Regions from separate parts of the Homo sapiens genome. Here region 2 is linked to region 1. The links are chromatin loops, found by intact Hi-C in ENCODE. Cell type or tissue: sigmoid colon. All regions are shown on one strand. Each heading gives the region's core, and the rest is flanking DNA. Links, peaks and the distances in the headings are about the cores only.

Region 1 (5,367 bases), core at 290-5,289:
CTCATTATGCGAGTTCTAGTTCTTCAAACAAGAGGCCACGGGAGGAGCAACGGCCACCCACCATCCCGGGGATCCTCATTCATGATTTGAAACCACTCTAAGCAGGTTCTGGGGTGTTCGGCAGAAGCTGGCAACCATTCTTGTGGGGAAGGAACCCAGGAGGGGATGCTAGCATGCATAGGAATTGGAACTGGTGATCTGAAGGTCCCCTGCAGCCCTACGGCCTACATCCCATAAAGAGGGACCCTCTCCTCCTCACCTCATCTCCAGCATTCCTGCTTCCTCGAGCTTCTCCAGGGAGAAGTAGGCGCATCTCACTAGAAAAAACAAGAAAGCAGCCCTTTGCTCATTCAACACTTACTAAGCAGATACTGTGCCCTGGGCACCCAGTTTCAGAAATGAGTAAAACACCGGCCTTGCCTTCAAGGAACTCAAGAGACCCTGCGGCAGCCACAAGTCTTACAGAGCAATTACCACCCTGGGTTGCAAGAGCCTAACGTGGGGTGGGGACGGGGGAGGTACAAAATGCTATCAGAGCTGGAGACGAAAGTCTCTAATACTCGGAGTGGGGCTGTGAAGGTGACTTTAAAGTTGTGCCTTGAAGGAGGCCAGGAGCGCACCAGGACAAGGCCATGGGAACCGCCGGTGCAAAGCAGGGAGACCTGGAACAGCAGGCTGGTGGGGACCAGTGACTGAACAGCACAGCGTGAACCCAAAGAGTGTTTGGCTTAAGGGTGGGGAGAGCTGAGCCGACTCCCTGAACTGCTAGGACTTAAACCTGAGAAGGCCCAGCAGCGTTTTCACTAGAGGATTGCTGGGGACAGATTTGTGACTTAGAAACTGAGCCGATGGAATGTGGACGACAGACCTGAGGGAAGAAAGACAGAGGACTCCAGGTTGCTCAGGAGGCTCATGGAACAGTGCAGGCTCCAGACCACGAGGCCTGAATTCTGGAAGTAGCAGCGGGGATGCAGGACGAGGAGCCGTTTTGTCTCATCAGGCACTCCAGAGGCAGGGACCCAGAACTTGGTTATGAAGTCAATGCGGGAGACTAGATAAGGGGAGGGACAGAGGAGTAAAGCATGGCAGCACTACAGAACCTGAGCCCGTGACTGAGAGAAGAGAGTTTGAAAAGCAAGTTTGCCAGGGAAGTTGGGCTGTGTGCTGGGCGACTTAGGTCGGAGGAGGCAAGACATTAAGAGTGGGGATGTTTCTCATCACCTGCAAAAGAGACGTTAAAGAGACGGTTCCTCCGGACCCCACTGGCAGGCACTGACAGAGCGGCTAGGACACAGGAGAGCAGGCCTGGGGGGCTCAGCCCTGCAAGACTCAGCCTAGAGCTGCATAGACCCCAGTCAAGTGTTCCCGCCCTTCTTGCTGCTTCCGTGCCCTATGGGGGTAGACACTGGAGGTGCAGTTAGGTCGCTGCGGGCAAGTTTTGACTCTTGCCTAAGGGTGCATCACAGAAGGGCCTCAGCTCCCTCCCCCAGCTCCACCCACAGCTCCACCCCCAGTTCGGCTCTGCTTCATTTCACCAGCATCTCCACCCCCAGCTCCTCCTCCGGCAGCTCCGCCCCAGCTGTTCCGCCCCCAGCTCTTCCTCCTCCCAGCACTTAACCAGTTCCACCCACAGCTCTTTCCCACAACTACGCCCTCCTCTTGCAGGCGGCTCCTCCAGAAGCTCTAACCCAGTTCCTGCTGCAGCCCCACCCTGCTCACCCTGCATCTCCAGTCCCAGCTCCGCCTCCTCTAGCCCCGTCCCGCTTCTCCTACCCCTCTGCCCACCCCAGCACCTTTCAGCTCTTTCCTCCAGCTCTGCACTAGCTCCTCCCCCACCATTCTCACCCGCCAGCCTTACTCCAGCTTGGCTCCCCCTTCTCCAGCAATTTCCCGCAGCCCCGCCCCATCTGCTCCCACACCTCTTTGCCACAGCCCCGCCCTGCTCCTCCTCCAGGAACGCCCGGCTTTCCCTCAGCTCCACGCTGCAGCTGAGCTGTGCACCAGGCCCTCCCACAGAGCTTTCTCGTGATTCCACCCTACACCTCCCCAAGCCCCCGCTCCCCTAAGCTGGTTCTCAGGAGTCCGAGGGGTCCTCCCGCAGCTGCTCCTCGCTCAGTTCTCCCATTGCCCCGCCCTGCTCTTCGCGGGGCTGCTTCCAAAGCCCCGACCTCAGCCAGCAGTTTCTCTCAGCCCCGCCCCTCCCTGCCCCGCCCCTCCCCTCCCTGCCCCGCCCCGCTTCTCCCGCGGCTGCTCCCAAAGCCCCGCCCTCGGCCCCCTCCCCAGCAGTTTCTCTCAGCCCCGCCCCACCCCGAGCCCCGCCCGCAGCCCCGACCTGCTTCTCCTGTGGCTGCCTCCAAAGCCCCGCCCCCAAACCTTCCCCAGCATTCTCAGCCCCCCCAGAGCCCCGCCTCTCCCAGCCCCGCCCTACTTCTCACGCAGCTGCTTTAAAAACCCCGCCCCCAGCCCCTCCCAGTGATTTCTTTCTCCCCCTCCCTCCTTCTCTCAGCGGACACCTGCCTCCCCCTGCTGATTCTCAAGAGTCCGCGAGCTCTTCCTGCAGCTTCTCCTCGCTCAGCTCTCCCACGGCCCTGCCCACAATGGTTTCTCTCAGCCCCGCCCGGCCCTGCCCCACACCCCGCCTCTTATCTCAGCCCCGCCCTCAACCCAGCCCCCAATTGTTTCTGTCAGTCCCGCTCGGCCCCTCCCCCAGCTCCGCCCTCCTCCTCTCAGCCCCGCCTCCACCCCCTCCCCAGCGGTTTCTCCCAGCTCCTCCCTGCTGGTATAGCAGCTCTGGGCCCAAAACTCCTGCCTGGTGTCCTCGTCCCACCCTTCCACTTACTCTTCCTCCCTCCCGTTCCTTTTCCTCCTTCCGGTTCTTCGTCGAGGCTGCCGGTCTCGAGGTCCCCTGGCCTTGGCCTGGTTGGCTGGCGCGCATCAGGGCCAGGTAAAGAGAATAGCGTCTCCTAGCAGCCAGGGCGTGCGTACGTGCGTGATGTCGTCAGTGCGTGTCTTCGAGAATGCGAGATTCATAATGTTTGCTGTCTATATGCATGGCTGAGTACGTGCCTCCCGCGTACGTGCGTGGTGTGCATACATGCGTGATTGCGCGCCCACGTACGTTCTTCGTGAAAGGGATGACGGGAGCTGTATGAAAGCGGAAGAGTTATAGACCGCTAACACCTGTCACTGGCCACTGGTTTCCCGGAGTTAGCGGCAACGACCTTGCAGCCTGGACACTAGCCAGGCGCTCCCTCTTCTCACAGCGGCCCACGTCTCCTTGCTTGGGAGCCCATCGTCCTGGCTCCGGTGGCCTCGCTGGGTCTCGGGGAAGCAGAGGACTGTTCATTCCTGTGGCGAAAAGCCGGAGTCGGCCCTAGACACCCACGACTCGCAGGGTCCATGGTTCCGGAGGCCGTGAGACCTGCCGGGGCTGACAGGTGCCAGGGCCCATGCTGCGGGAGCCTGTGTGCTCAGCCTTCTTGCGGACGGTACCTGAGGGCTGGGGTTTCCCTGGATGTGGGGCTGGGAACTCGTGCGGGGCGCGACCGAGGCGCCTTTTCCTGTCCCCTGCTGTCGGCAGGGTCTCGGCTCCGCTCCTTCTAAGCGCGTGTACCCGCGACGTGCGTCTGCGAGTAGAAAGCCCGTGTACTGCTCCACACACAGCGGCCCCACCTCAGTCCGGTCTTCCCTGCCTCCCGTTGGCCCTTCTGCTGTGAGCTCGCCTGGACCTGAGGCCGGGCGGTGCACAGCTCTGTGGCCTGTGGCGCCGTGCTCAGCGTGACCTACCCAGAATTAAGCTGAGGACAATGGGATTTAGAGTCCCAAACACTCGCCCCGTGACAATGGGAGGGGAAGTGTCATTTTTCTCCCTTCGAATGGAGCATGCTTGGCTGCAAGAATGCTGCTCAACATGGTGAAATGATTTTCTGCCCTGCGGGCTGGTGCACCCTGTGGTCCTTGACCCAGACAGGTGCGGAGGGTCCCACTGCTGTGATTAGCAGAACCAAACTGTGATGTGCACATGTGTGTTACTGATAAGACCAGGCCTCCCAGCTCTTCTTGGTTTCCAATGCCTGCTAAGTACATGACCTTCTTAGGGCCATTAACCAGCTTTGCTGTCTTGCACTTAATGACCTTTCCTCTTTATCTTCCTTGTTGTGCAGGTAAAGAAGCTAAGTGGAAGAGTGTTTCCTCCTCTGGCCGTAAAGCAGGTACTCTCTGCAGCACCAGGTAGGAGGGGACTCAACCCCCTTCTTGCCTTTTCAGTTACATCAGTTCCTACTAGGGATTCCACATACACACAGTTGGCGTCTGTTGTGATTTTGTGGTGATGACGAGAAAAGGGTTGGCTAAGAAACTGGGCGGCAGAAAAGAGGCAAACATTCACTGTAGCCATTTATCCCGATGGAAGTGGCCAGGCCCTGTGGGGGACATTCAGCCTCCATCAGAAGTAATCCAGAACCAAGGAACCTGGTTATCTTTGGTCACTCATCAGAAGAATAATCATGCTCAGGGGCCACAAGTGTGTGAGGAAATGGCACCATGGATGGGTTGGTGGAGGGTACACGGGTGAGTCTTTGTGGAAAGTCATTTGCTGGCAGATATCAGCATCTTAGATGGGCGTGCCAGGCGGCCGAGGCATTTCCTTCAGCATGTCTTCACACAGCGAGTGTTAGAGGTAATGTCATTTCTAGTGGCAAAAGTGGGAAGCAACTTGTAACTCTCCATCAGTGGAGGAATGGTCAGGCAAATTATGAGACGACCAACAATGGGATATCACCCAGGCAGTGAAAAACAAGGTAGATGAAGATTGTCAGGTGGAAAGAATGGGCTTGATGTGCTGTCAAATGGCAAACTCGTGCCCTAGCCTGTGCAGATGTGTTGGGAACAGCAGTTTGCCAAGATGGCTGAAACAAAGGACCATAAAAGGGCTGGCTTAAAGAACAGACAATCATTGTCTCGCAGTTCTGGAGGATGGAAGTCTGAAATCAAAGTGGTGGCCAGGTTCGTTTGTTCTGTGGGCTGTGAAAGACAATCTGGTCTGTCCCTTTCTCTTAGCTGCAGGCGGCTGGCCGGCAATCTTTGGCACTCATTAGCTTGTAGAAGCATCTCCCTTATCTCTGCGTTTATCTTCTCATGGTGTTCTCCCTGTGTGCGTGACTGTCTCTCAAATCCCCCTTTTCATAAGGACGCCAGCCACATTGGATGCGGGTCCGCCCTGATGGCTTCAGTCTCACTTGATTGCCTCTGTAATGACTCTGTTTTTATATATAAGGCCACATTTTGAGGTGCTGGGGTTTAGGACTTCAACATACGCATTTTAAGAGGACACAATGCAACCCATCACAACTGACAAAGGCTCTGAGG
Region 2 (5,367 bases), core at 250-5,249, 1.6 Mb before region 1:
TGTAGGGAGTCACTGGGGGATTGTGAGTGGCAGAGTGACTTGATTGACACCTCAACAGGGTCATTCTGTCTTCTGTGCTGAGAACTGTCAGAGAGGGTACAACAGTGGACAGTGACTGCAGGGATACCAGCGAAGAAGTTGCTGCCATAATGCAGGTAAGAGAATGGAAGCTTGGACTATGGTTTTAGCTGAGCAAATGATCAGAAACAGAGTCTGGATTCTACAATGATTTGCTGATGGATCTGATGTGTGAAAGAGGGTCAAAATGTCTCAGTTTTAGGCTTGAGCAACGAACTGGAAGGCAGGAGCTGCCTGTAACGAGAGACAGGAGAGAAAGAGAGAGAGAGAGAGAGGACTTTGGAAGAGCAGGCTCATGATCAGGCCTGAGCTCAGTGTCTGAATTCAGGTAAGCTATCTTGAAAGGGGAAATATCAAAAGCTAGAGATCAGAGTAAGGCTGAGACTCAGAGTCAAGTGGGGAAGACTAAGTTGCAGTATGTACTGGCAGTGAAGATAAGTATTTATTCATTCATTGAACATACCTTGAAATCAACCACTTTTAATGTGCCAGGGACACAAAGATAGAAAAGACATTTGCCCTGTCTGGAAGGTACTAATAATCCAATAAGGAAAACAGAAATATAAATAAATTATTCTAGTACACTAACCATCATAGTAGAGGTATTCAACATTTGTTGAGTCTCTGCTATATGCCAAGCAGTGTAATGAGGAAGCAGAGGGTATGCACAAAGTTCTACAAGAGCACAAAATAAGTTCTGGCAAAGGTTTGTAAAGACATTCACAAGGGTTTTCACCACAGTATGACTTCAGGGAGTTGGCAGTAACCTAGATGCCCGATCAGTAGGGATATGTATGAATAAAATTTCTGGCATACTCGGTAGCAAACTAGGTGTACACACAGCAATGTGGGTATAGCTCAAAAACAGACTGTTGAGTAAAACAGTGGGAAATAGAGATTTACAGTCCAATACCATCTCTGTAAATGCAAGAGGCATAAACAAAACATTATCTGTGTTAAATTATCAAGGATCTCTATCGAACATATTGCAGCTTGTGTCTAGAAGAATGAGAGTGGGGATCGAGAAAGATGAGGAAAAAATAATATAAACACTATAAAATAATGTAAACAAGGACCCTGTAGGGACTGATATGACAATGTGCTGAAAATTGAGGAGCAAAGTTAACTCTCTGTACCTGAGATAAAATAACTAGCTAATAGGAATCCAGCTGAAAACCTTAAGGTGCAGGGCCTCTATGGGGCCCAGGAAGGATGTGTAGAGACATGAACGGATGAAAGTGCATCACAGGTTCAGGGAACAACACAGGTTGAGTGTGGCTTGTAGTAAAAATGGTTGTGAAGAGTTGACATATTTTTAAGCCCTGGGTAAATTGAACAACAGCTTACACTTGGAGGGGTATAATCATTCTAATCAATGTGTCCCCTTTTACTATAATACATTGGAGTTGCAGCTAATGCTCTGCTCCCATTCAGCCTATGATGAGATTCTCTTTCAGCCCTATTGGGTTCTTGGCCTCATGTGACTACTCCAAAGACCCTAGTCCAAAAGGTCTTTCCTGTTTGCTATGGCCTTGAGGAATGTGGCCCTAGATCCACCGCTTTAAAGCTGGAGTTCCACCAGCAGCAACATCCTCTCATTCTGGGGCACCTGCCTGGGGCAGGTCATCCTGCCTCTGCCAACTCAGTGCTATTAGTTAACTCTCACCTGCCATATTCCAGCTGGAATCATCTCCCCTTCTCCACCCCAGACTAGGTCATGTTCCGCCATCATGGAAGCGCCTATTCTTCATACCCCTTATCACAGCTGCAACTACTCATTTACTTGTCTGACAATTTGATTTATGTCCACCTACTTTGCTAGGTACTAAGTTCAATGCTGGCAGTCGTTTCTTCTTTTTTTTTCTTTTCTGTTTTGCTCACCGATTTCTCGTTAGCACTTAGCACAGTGTCTGGCACACGATAGATGCTCCGTCAACTTCTCAGTTGGATACCAGCATCCCGAAGGGAACATGGATTAAGGCAGCTATAAGCACGGTGTAAAAACAGGAATAAGAAAAAGTTGAGGTTTGTTTCACAGTGGAATGTAAAGGGTTGCAAGGAGGTGCATCGGCCCCTGTGGACAGGACGCATGACTGCTACACACGTGTTCACCCCACCCTCTGGCACAGGGTGCACATACAGTAGGGGCAGAAATGAACCTCAAGTGCTTAACACAATTTTTAAAAAATATATAGTCAAGTGAAAGTATGAAAATGAGTTGAGGAAAGGCGAGTACGTGGGTCAAAGCTGGGTCTGAGGAAAGGCTCACATTTTGAGATCCCGACTCAATCCATGTCCCTTAAAGGGCACAGGGTGTCTCCACAGGGCCGCCCAAAATCTGGTGAGAGAGGGCGTAGACGCCTCACCTTCTGCCTCTACGGGTCACAAAAGCCTGGGTCACCCTGGTTGCCACTGTTCCTAGTTCAAAGTCTTCTTCTGTCTAATCCTTCACCCCTATTCTCGCCTTCCACTCCACCTCCCGCTCAGTCAGACTGCGCTACTTTGAACCGGACCAAACCAAACCAAACCAAACCAAACCAAACCAGACCAGACACCCCCTCCCGCGGAATCCCAGAGAGGCCGAACTGGGATAACCGGATGCATTTGATTTCCCACGCCACTGAGTGCACCTCTGCAGAAATGGGCGTTCTGGCCCTCGCGAGGCAGTGCGACCTGTCACCGCCCTTCAGCCTTCCCGCCCTCCACCAAGCCCGCGCACGCCCGGCCCGCGCGTCTGTCTTTCGACCCGGCACCCCGGCCGGTTCCCAGCAGCGCGCATGCGCGCGCTCCCAGGCCACTTGAAGAGAGAGGGCGGGGCCGAGGGGCTGAGCCCGCGGGGGGAGGGAACAGCGTTGATCACGTGACGTGGTTTCAGTGTTTACACCCGCAGCGGGCCGGGGGTTCGGCCTCAGTCAGGCGCTCAGCTCCGTTTCGGTTTCACTTCCGGTGGAGGGCCGCCTCTGAGCGGGCGGCGGGCCGACGGCGAGCGCGGGCGGCGGCGGTGACGGAGGCGCCGCTGCCAGGGGGCGTGCGGCAGCGCGGCGGCGGCGGCGGCGGCGGCGGCGGCGGAGGCGGCGGCGGCGGCGGCGGCGGCGGCGGCTGGGCCTCGAGCGCCCGCAGCCCACCTCTCGGGGGCGGGCTCCCGGCGCTAGCAGGGCTGAAGAGAAGATGGAGGAGCTGGTGGTGGAAGTGCGGGGCTCCAATGGCGCTTTCTACAAGGTACTTGGCTCTAGGGCAGGCCCCATCTTCGCCCTTCCTTCCCTCCCTTTTCTTCTTGGTGTCGGCGGGAGGCAGGCCCGGGGCCCTCTTCCCGAGCACCGCGCCTGGGTGCCAGGGCACGCTCGGCGGGATGTTGTTGGGAGGGAAGGACTGGACTTGGGGCCTGTTGGAAGCCCCTCTCCGACTCCGAGAGGCCCTAGCGCCTATCGAAATGAGAGACCAGCGAGGAGAGGGTTCTCTTTCGGCGCCGAGCCCCGCCGGGGTGAGCTGGGGATGGGCGAGGGCCGGCGGCAGGTACTAGAGCCGGGCGGGAAGGGCCGAAATCGGCGCTAAGTGACGGCGATGGCTTATTCCCCCTTTCCTAAACATCATCTCCCAGCGGGATCCGGGCCTGTCGTGTGGGTAGTTGTGGAGGAGCGGGGGGCGCTTCAGCCGGGCCGCCTCCTGCAGCGCCAAGAGGGCTTCAGGTCTCCTTTGGCTTCTCTTTTCCGGTCTAGCATTGGGACTTCGGAGAGCTCCACTGTTCTGGGCGAGGGCTGTGAAGAAAGAGTAGTAAGAAGCGGTAGTCGGCACCAAATCACAATGGCAACTGATTTTTAGTGGCTTCTCTTTGTGGATTTCGGAGGAGATTTTAGATCCAAAAGTTTCAGGAAGACCCTAACATGGCCCAGCAGTGCATTGAAGAAGTTGATCATCGTGAATATTCGCGTCCCCCTTTTTGTTAAACGGGGTAAATTCAGGAATGCACATGCTTCAGCGTCTAAAACCATTAGCAGCGCTGCTACTTAAAAATTGTGTGTGTGTGTTTAAGTTTCCAAAGACCTAAATATATGCCATGAAACTTCAGGTAATTAACTGAGAGTATATTATTACTAGGGCATTTTTTTTTTAACTGAGCGAAAATATTTTTGTGCCCCTAAGAACTTGACCACATTTCCTTTGAATTTGTGGTGTTGCAGTGGACTGAATTGTTGAGGCTTTATATAGGCATTCATGGGTTTACTGTGCTTTTTAAAGTTACACCATTGCAGATCAACTAACACCTTTCAGTTTTAAAAGGAAGATTTACAAATTTGATGTAGCAGTAGTGCGTTTGTTGGTATGTAGGTGCTGTATAAATTCATCTATAAATTCTCATTTCCTTTTGAATGTCTATAACCTCTTTCAATAATATCCCACCTTACTACAGTATTTTGGCAATAGAAGGTGCGTGTGGAAGGAAGGCTGGAAAATAGCTATTAGCAGTGTCCAACACAATTCTTAAATGTATTGTAGAATGGCTTGAATGTTTCAGACAGGACACGTTTGGCTATAGGAAAATAAACAATTGACTTTATTCTGTGTTTACCAATTTTATGAAGACATTTGGAGATCAGTATATTTCATAAATGAGTAAAGTATGTAAACTGTTCCATACTTTGAGCACAAAGATAAAGCCTTTTGCTGTAAAAGGAGGCAAAAGGTAACCCCGCGTTTATGTTCTTAACAGTCTCATGAATATGAAATTGTTTCAGTTGACTCTGCAGTCAAAATTTTAATTTCATTGATTTTATTGATCCATAATTTCTTCTGGTGAGTTTGCGTAGAATCGTTCACGGTCCTAGATTAGTGGTTTTGGTCACTAGATTTCTGGCACTAATAACTATAATACATATACATATATATGTGTGAGTAACGGCTAATGGTTAGGCAAGATTTTGATTGACCTGTGATATAAACTTAGATTGGATGCCACTAAAGTTTGCTTATCACAGAGGGCAAGTAGCACATTATGGCCTTGAAGTACTTATTGTTCTCTTCCAGCAACTTATGATTTGCTCCAGTGATTTTGCTTGCACACTGACTGGAATATAAGAAATGCCTTCTATTTTTGCTATTAATTCCCTCCTTTTTTGTTTTGTTTTGTAACGAAGTTGTTTAACTTGAAGGTGAATGAAGAATAGGTTGGTTGCCCCTTAGTTCCCTGAGGAGAAATGTTAATACTTGAACAAGTGTGTGTCAGACAAATTGCTGTTATGTTTATTTAATTAAGTTTGATTTCTAAGAAAATCTCAAATGGTCTGCACTGAT

The links. Peaks named below come from ENCODE experiments on the same cell type or tissue, not always from the same donor. Only the 100,000 strongest peaks of a DNase experiment are listed, where the experiment ranks them.
Region 2: it touches region 1 in a loop (12-fold over the local background); 4 of 110 quality-filtered maps call a loop at or near these places.

What each region holds. Positions count from the first base shown.
Region 1 is chrX:149,537,856-149,543,222 of GRCh38, forward strand. It overlaps EOLA1 (endothelium and lymphocyte associated ASCH domain 1), which reads left to right and starts at 3,157. Exons shown (of 5, transcript NM_001171907.3): 1 at 3,157-3,488; 2 at 4,164-4,230. EOLA1-DT (EOLA1 divergent transcript) reads right to left here and starts at 1,897. Exons shown (of 10, transcript NR_027455.5): 1 at 1,846-1,897; 2 at 869-1,051; 3 at 260-317. RefSeq lists silencers at 1,308-1,387, 2,138-2,447, 2,458-2,527, 2,560-2,750 and an enhancer at 3,498-3,707. In sigmoid colon, for the core only: no CTCF peak of the experiment used is centred there; DNase peaks (open chromatin) are centred at 1,566, 1,846, 2,366, 2,706 and 2 weaker places; H3K4me3 peaks cover 3,027 bases; H3K27ac peaks cover 2,682 bases.
Region 2 is chrX:147,908,934-147,914,300 of GRCh38, forward strand. It overlaps FMR1 (fragile X messenger ribonucleoprotein 1), which reads left to right and starts at 2,986. Exons shown (of 17, transcript NM_002024.6): 1 at 2,986-3,297. The coding sequence starts at 3,247. FMR1-AS1 (FMR1 antisense RNA 1) reads right to left here and starts at 2,884. Exons shown (of 2, transcript NR_024503.3): 1 at 2,709-2,884; 2 at 498-2,062. RefSeq lists enhancers at 2,517-2,726, 3,307-3,406 and a silencer at 2,807-3,146. In sigmoid colon, for the core only: no CTCF peak of the experiment used is centred there; DNase peaks (open chromatin) are centred at 2,918 and 3,378; H3K4me3 peaks cover 2,525 bases; H3K27ac peaks cover 1,361 bases.